Regions from separate parts of the Homo sapiens genome. Here region 2 is linked to region 1. A link is an interaction called in ENCODE POLR2A ChIA-PET data of the cell type or tissue named here. Cell type or tissue: Caco-2. All regions are shown on one strand.

Evidence for each region. Peaks named below come from ENCODE experiments on the same cell type or tissue, not always from the same donor. Only the 100,000 strongest peaks of a DNase experiment are listed, where the experiment ranks them.
Region 2: POLR2A ChIA-PET joins it to region 1 with 7 read pairs; 2 of 35 experiments call an interaction of 5 or more read pairs at or near these places.

Annotation. Positions count from the first base shown.
Region 1 is chr20:62,260,444-62,264,443 of GRCh38, forward strand. It overlaps OSBPL2 (oxysterol binding protein like 2), which reads left to right. Exons shown (of 14, transcript NM_144498.4): 4 at 3,173-3,248. Among named protein-coding and RNA genes, the nearest start is that of OSBPL2, 24 kb to the left of the region's middle. In Caco-2, a CTCF peak has its summit at 99 (motif pointing left); a DNase peak (open chromatin) is centred at 1,848.
Region 2 is chr20:62,068,936-62,072,935 of GRCh38, forward strand. No RefSeq gene overlaps it. Among named protein-coding and RNA genes, the nearest start is that of TAF4, 5.1 kb to the left of the region's middle. In Caco-2, no CTCF peak of the experiment used is centred here; no DNase peak of the experiment used is centred here.

The DNA.
Region 1 (4,000 bases):
TGGCAAACAGTACATGGCGTCTTGATCATCAGACCCCTTGCTGATTTCCTACAGATCTGCCTGCTTTTCCATGGGCGGCCAAGTTCATCCTCTGTCTCAGCGGAGTTCTATTGCAGTGTGTTCAGCTCTGACCCCTACAGGACAAGAAGCGTTTAATTTCCTTGTTGTAGCAAGACCTCATTCCCTTTCCTCCTCCTCCACGTTCGTTTTCATGTAGGTAGAGTCCAGTGACAGTGGCCATCACAAGAAGTCTTCAGTCCTTGGCTGGTCGCGGTGGCTCATGCCTGTAATCCCAGCACTTTGGGAGGCTGAGACAGGTGGATCACTTGAGCCCAGGAGTTGGAGACCAGCCTGGGCAACATGGCAAGACCCCACTGCTAGAAAAAAATTAAAATAATTAGCTGGGCATGGTGGTGCACGCCTCTGGTCCCAGCTACTTGGGAGGCTGAGTCAGGAGGATCCCTTGAGCCCAGAAGTTCGAGGCTATGGTGAGCTACGATGGCGCCGCTGCACTCTAGTATGGGCAACAGAGCAACACCCTGGCTCAAAAAATAAAGGGAAGAAGTCTTCAGTCTTTGTTGATAGAAGCACGAGCCAGGCGCAGTGGCTCATGCCTATAATCCCAGTCCTTTGGAAGGCCGAGGTGGGCGGATCATGAGGTCAGGAGATTGAGACCATCCTGGCCAACATGGAGAAACCCCATCTCTACTAAAATACAAAAAATTAGCTGGGCGTGGCTGTGCGCATCTGTAGTCCCGGCTACTCTGGAGGCTGAGGCAGGGGAATCACTTGAACCCGGGAGGCAGAGGTTACAGTGAGCCGAGGTCACGCCGCTGCACTCCAGCCTGGGTGACAGAGTGAGACTCCATCTCCAAAAAAAAAAAAAAAAAAAAGGCACAAAGGCAGGACAAGTGTCAGGTGGGACAGGCAGTGGCCCTGGAGCTGGTGGCATTGCGTTGCAGGCTCCAGGCACAGCCGCTAATGTGTGTCTCAGCTCCAGGGAGCTGCTCCAGCCTGGCCTCAGGCTCTCCTTCGAGCTGTAGGCCCACACGCCTGCTTGGTGGGTCCACTCTGGCACCCACATGTGCATCTCACCTGTTGTTTGTTCGTTCTCTCACCCTACAGATATGGGAGCCCCCACCCCCGCTCCTGCATTCCCCGTTTTCTAGCCCTGACTCTGTGGTCGCTTTAAATGCTGTTAGGTCCTTCAGTTCTTCCATTTGCTCTGCAACATGCCCGTCTACCCAACCACCCTTGTTTCCAGAGTGGCCTCTGCATCCCTGCCTTTTATTCCTGTTGTTGTGCAGAGGCATTTGTGTATATGTGTATTTATTGTGTTTGAGACGGAGTCTCACTCTGTCGCCCAGGCTGGAGTTCAGTGGCGTGACCTCGGAAACCTCTGCCTCCCAGGTTCAGATGATTCTCTTGCCTCAGCCTCCCGAGTTGCTGGGATTACAGGCATGTGCCACCATGCCTGGCTAATTTTTGTATTTTTAGTAGCGACAGGGTTCCGCCGTGTTGGCCAGGCTAGTCTTGACCTCCTCAAGTGATCCACCTGCCTCGGCCTCCCAAAGTATTGTGATTAAAGGTAGGAGCCACCATGCCCAGCCCAGAGGCACTTTTCAAAAGACAGATCTGGACCCCCCCCCCACCCCGTCACCCTCTGCCTAAAACTCAGGCAGGATGACCACATGGCCGGCCTCACACTCCTGCTCCTACAGAACTGTGAATGGCGCCCTGTTATACTAGAAGAAATGACCCAGCTCGGACAGTGCACCATGTGGTCACTCACCTCTTAGGAAGAAAGCCAGCACCCTCACCTGTGCCCTCAGGCCTGGCCCCGAGCCCTGTTGCCTCCCGTCCCAGCTGCAGGGGCCTCTTTCAGGTCCTCGGGTGTGTCAGCTCCCTCTGCTCCCTTGGCCTGGGGCCTCTTTTCTCTTCTTTCATGTCTGTTGTTCCTACGCATCCCATCTCCATGCAGGGTCGTATCCTTGGGGGATGCGACCTGACCTTCTGCAGAGCCACTTTCCCCTCCTGGTAGCACCTCCGAATCACAAAGTATTCACTGAATGTGTGCACGGACGATGGCGGAGCAGAGCTGGGTGCTGGCTTCCGGCAGCCCGGGCCTGGTACTCAGCAGATGTTCCTTTTCTTTTCCACCCTGCCTCATAGCTGCCATGTCCTTTCCCTCCTGCCCCCTGACACCAGTAGTGTGCCCTGACCCAGCTGCCCTGACGTGGCATTCCCGGGGCATAGCTCGGGAGCAGAGCAGACAAGAGCTCGTGCTTTCATCACTCTGGAGGTCAGAGTGTTGGTGCCAAGGTTCTGCTGGGTGTGAGGCAAAACGCCCCTCAAAGCAGCTTCCATGAAATGGGAGTTCAGCAGGAGAGCCCTGGGGTGTCCCTGGAGGGCTGTGAGCAGCAGGGAGCCCCGGGCCCCTACTCTGCAGCACCTTCTTTGCACCCTGCTCTGTGGTGTCCTGTGTGGGTCTGGCACGCCTCTCCCCAAATCCAAGTTTATGTCTCCATTCAGGCGCTCCCCTCCTAGATGGAGACAGTATCTCATTCCAGCTCCACGTTCCTGGTGGGGAGACCAGGGCCCCGGGTCAGTGGTCCCGGTTGATGAGTGGTGAGCAGTGGTGGGGGTGAGGGTCTCCTGGTGCAAGCATGAGGGCATGGGCTCCGCCTTGCAGCCGACTGGAAGATTACCTGGAAAGAAATGCTCCTCAGGAAAGCAAGCACGTGTTTAAAGGGCGGAACAGCTTTTAATTCAGGTCACTCTTGCTGCCCTCTTACCTCTGCCTGTGGTCTGGCCGCTGCCCCAGGGACCCAGCAGGAGCCCCCAGAAGGCTGTGGGCTCTGCGGGCAGAGGGACTCCCTCCAGCTGCCACCCTGTCCTCCAGCTCTGAGAGGAAACAACAGCAGGGCCACTGCGGGGCCAAGACTGCAGAGTCATCTTTGTTGTCATGACCATTCCCAGGAAGCCCTGGGAACATGGGTGTGGAAGGCCTCTAGGCAGCAGTCGTGCCCTGTGTCCCTAGGCATGCCAGAATGTAGAAATGCCAATGTTTAGGAGTAAAAATTAAAGAGAAATCGTCATTGAGCACAGCCTCCTTGAGTGGTCAGAGTCCTGTGTTGAATTCACCCACACGCACCCCTTTTGTGCTTCGCAGGACATCGCTGCCGGCTCCCATGTTCAGCAGAAGCGACTTCAGCGTGTGGACCATCCTGAAGAAGTGTGTTGGCCTGGTGAGTCCGGGGGCCCGTGTTCACACATGGGGCTGCACCACTGACTCCTGGGAAGGTATTGCAGTGCTGGTGGTTTAAGAAAATGCGCTCTTGGCCGGGCGCGGTGGCTCACGCCTATAATCTCAGCACTTTGGGAGGCCGAGGTGGGCGGATCACGAGGTCAGGAGATCGAGACCATCCTGGCTAACACAGTGAAACCCCGTCTCTACTAAAAATTCCAAAAATTAGCTGGGCGTGGTGGAGGGCGCCTGTAGTCCCAGCTACTCGGGAGGCTGAGGCAGGAGAATGGCGTGAACCCAGGAGGCGGAGGTTGCAGTGAGCCGAGATCGTGCCATTGCACTCCAGGCTGGGTGACAAGAGTGAGATTCCATCTCAAAAAAAAAAAAAAAAGAAAAAAAATGCACTCTCATGTTTATAAACAGCATGAGATTAAGACAATAAAACAGGAAAAGAACAAGCAAGTCAGGGGAAGAGGTGTTCTGTAGGTGAAACGGGACATAAGAACCATCCTGCAAGCACCCATCCAGCCCTGTGGCCTGCGTGAGGTGGGTGGGGCTTCCGTGGCACCCTCCCTGGCCACATGCTGAGCTGCAGGAGGGGTGTCAGCCTTTGTCAGGTGCTCAGGGTTTGGGACAGAAAAACCAGCTGGGAATGAGCACCCAGAAGTTACAGACTTTCCCTTTCATGATCTTTCCTGACTGTGAGAACCCAAGCTGTGCCTCACAGGGGCGGGGAGTGTCCCGTGCCTCCTG
Region 2 (4,000 bases), 190 kb before region 1:
CTCCGCAAAGAAAAAGGCGTGCAGCTAGATAGCAGCTGAATGTTTTTGGGGTGTCCACCAGCCCCGCTGGCAGCGTTCGTCAGTCTTGCAGACTCAGGGGGGATGTCTCTGGTCACAAATGAATCCACATCCCAGGGAGAAACTTGTGGCCACCTAATTGCTCTGTAAATGCAGAGGGATGCGTTTCTCAAGGCTGCCTTAACGAATGATCACAAACGTATGCAACTTCAACAACAGGTGGATTCTCACAGCTGTAGAAGCCAGAACCAGGGTGTGGGCAGGGCTGCACTCCCTCTAGAGGCTCTAGGGGAGGATCCTTCCTGCTTCCTCCAGCTTCCGGTGGCTCCAAGCATTCCTGGGCTTGTGGTCACATCACTCCAGTCTCTGTCTTCTCCTGACCTTCTCCCTGTGTGTCTGTGTCCTCTCCTTTTATAAGGATACCAGTCATTGGATTCAAGACCTCCCTAAATCCAAAACGATTTCATCATGAGATCCTTTACCAATTATGTCTGCAAAGCCCCTGCTTCCAGATAAGGTCACATCCTCATGTTCTGGTGGATATGGTTTGAGGGGACACTATTCAAGCTAGTATACGGGATGGCTACTTACTGTTCACTTACAGGGAGACCTTTGGTAAGAGGCACTTAGCCTGGCCCCTTCACCCTGGGACACAAGTCTGGGGAGGCTGGAGCCTGAGACAGTAGCCTGTGACTTGAGAGTTCCGGAGTAGAGAAGTCCACTGGCCAAGACACCTCCAACCCCTGCCCTGCTTTCCCAAGAAAATGAGGATTCTCAGATCTGCTCGGCCAGGACTCTCTCGCCAGGGTCAGGGCTTGGCCAGGCACTAGCATTAATCAGGCCTGACACGTGATCAAGGGCCAGGTGGAGCCTGTTGTACAGATGAGGGGGGACTGGAGCTTGAAGTTAAGTCAGCAGCCCAGGTTTCATTCTTGGAAGGGGCAGAAACCTTGGACTTGGACCCCAAAGCTGGCAGAGCTGGCACTGCGCAGTTGACCAGCCCATGCATCCACACACCAGGCGCCACGGATTAGATGCCTGCTCACTAAATTATAGTCAAGAGTCAGGCCTGCTTCCTCCCTGAAATTGACCCAGATCTCCCAAGCGGGGCTGTCTGCAAACTCTTGAGTGACTCATTTACAACAGCCTCTTGGCTGACTCCCACAAATGGCTAACCATAGCCATCGCGGATGGATTTTACTAGCTTAACTCAGACAGCAGCGCATTTCAAAGCTCAGGAGTAAACGGCGTTGTCCTGATGGCACTCCAACAAGTCAGCCTTCCTGGGACGCTTCCTCCTTCCCAAGGTGCAAGCAAGAAATGACCTTTCCGGTGAGAGAAGCCTGTGGCCTCTAGACTCCTCCCTAACCTGGAAAGGTGCAACGCTACTGGGCTCCACTTTCTAAGCACGAGGTCCACCCAGGAGTTTCTTAGGAGTGCTATTGTTGCTTTGGTTACTTCCTAAAATAACTTTCCCCATATTCTGTTCACATACCCAGTTTATAAAACCCAAGCACCTCCTGGCTGGGCGCAGTGGCTCACACCTATAATCCCAGCACTTTGGGAGGCCAAGGTGGCCAGATCATCTGAGGTTCAAGACCAGCCTGGCCAACGTGGCAAAAGCCCATCTCTACAAAAATACAAACTGTAGCCGGGCATGATGGCAAGTGCCAGTAGTTCCAGCTACTGAGCCCAGGAGGTAGAGGTTGCAGTGAGCTGAGATTGTGCCATTGCAATCCAGCCTGGGTGATAGAGGAAGACACTGCCCCCCTGCCAAAAACAAAAACAAAAAAACCACCTTCCTAAAAACCTTTAGTTCCATTGCAGGTGCTTTGGAAGATTTAACAAACCACAGGTTTGTCATTGGTAAAGTTTGCTCAGTAAGCATAGTTAGGATGGGACATATAAAGCTAAGATAATAGATGCTGACCATCAAGCGTCAATTTGAGTGTAAAAAATGAAACTTTTAAAGTAAGACCCTTTACAAGAGCATCAAAAACCAAATACCTGAATATCAAACTAACAAAAAGAAATGTAAGACCTATAGTCAGAAGATTGTAAACCATGATTGAGAGAAATTAGGGGAAAAAAAATACACAGAGGGATACACTGGGTTCGAGTCAGAGGCTCAATACCGCATTGCCAAGTCAATCCTAAGCCAAAAGAACAAAGCTGGAGGCATCACACTACCTGACTTCAAACTATACTACAAGGCTACAGTAACCAAAACAGCATAGTACTGGTACCAAAACAGAGATATAGACCAATGGAACACAACAGAGCCCTCAGAAATAATACCACACATCTACAACTATCTGATCTTTGACAAACATGACAAAAGAAATAGGGAAAGGATTCCCTATTTAACAAATGGTGCTGGGAAAACTGGCTAGCCATATGTAGAAAGCTGAAACTGGATCCCTTCCTTACACCTTGTACAAAAATTAATTCAAGATGGATTAAAGACTTAAACGTTAGACCTAAAACCATAAAAACCCTAGAAGAAAACCTAGGCAATACCATTCAGGACACAGGCATGGGCAAGGACTTCATGTCTAAAACACCAAAAGCAATGGCAACAAAAGCCAAAATTGACAAATGGGATCTAATTAAACTAAAGAGCTTCTGCACAGCAAAAGAAACTACCATCAGAGTGAACAGGCAACCTACAGAATGATGGGAGAAAATTTTTGCAATCTACTCATCTGACAAAGGGCTAATATCCAGAATCTACAATGAACTCAAACAAATTTATAAGAAAAAAACAACCCCATCAACAAGTGGGCGAAGGATATGAACAGACACTTCTCAAAAGAAGACATTTATGCAGCCAACAGACACATGAAAAAATGCTCATCATCACTGGCCATCAGAGAAAGGCAAATCAAAACCGCAATGAGATACCATCTCACACCAGTTAGAATGGTGATCTTTAAAAAGTCAGGGAGCAACAGGTGCTGGAGAGGATGTGGAGAAATAGGAACACTTTTACACTGTTGGTGGGACTGTAAACTAGTTCAACCATTGTGGAAGTCAGTGTGGCGATTCCTCAGGGATCTAGAACTAGAAATACCATTTGACCCAGCCATCCCATTACTGGGTATATACCCAAAGGACTATAAATCATGCTGCTGTAAAGACACATGCACACTTATGTTTATTGCGGCACTAGTCACAATAACTTGGAACCAACCCAAATGTCCATCAATGATAGACTGGATTAAGAAAATGTGGCACATATACACCATGGAATACTATGCAGCCATAAAAAATGATGAGTTCATGTCCTTTGTAGGGACGTGGATGAAGCTGGAAACCATCATTCTCAGCAAACTATCACAAGGACCAAAAACCAAACACCGCGTGTTCTCACCCATAGGTGGGAATTGAACAATGAGAACACATGGACACAGGAAGGGGAACATCACACACTGGGGCCTGTTGTGGGGTGGGGGGAGCGGGGAGGGATAGCATTAGGAGATATACATAATGTAAATGACGAGTTAATGGGTACAGCATACCAACATGGCACATGTATACATATGTAACAAACCTACACGTTGTGCACATGTACCCTAGTACTTAAAGTATAATAAAAAAATTTAAAAAAAAAGAGTCAGAGGCTCAATATTGTAAAAATGTCATTTCTCCCAAAATGATCTACAGATTGTACACAAAATGAATATTTAAATCCAAGCTTTTTTATTTATTTATTTACAGAAATGGACAAGCTGGGCTTCTGTTTCCGGTATGGTGGAGTAAACGCCTATTGAACTAACCCTTCCAAAGGCAGCACTATAAACTCTGGGCAAAATAGGAAACAACACTTACCTGAAGTCACCAGAGCGTGAACACAGCAGGCACATTCTGAAGGTGTCAACACTTGGAAGAGGAAAACGGTACCGGGTTTTCACAGCTCCTAGACTAAAGTCAGGTAACAGGCCATGCCATGCAGGGCAAATAAAACTCCAATAAAAAGCCA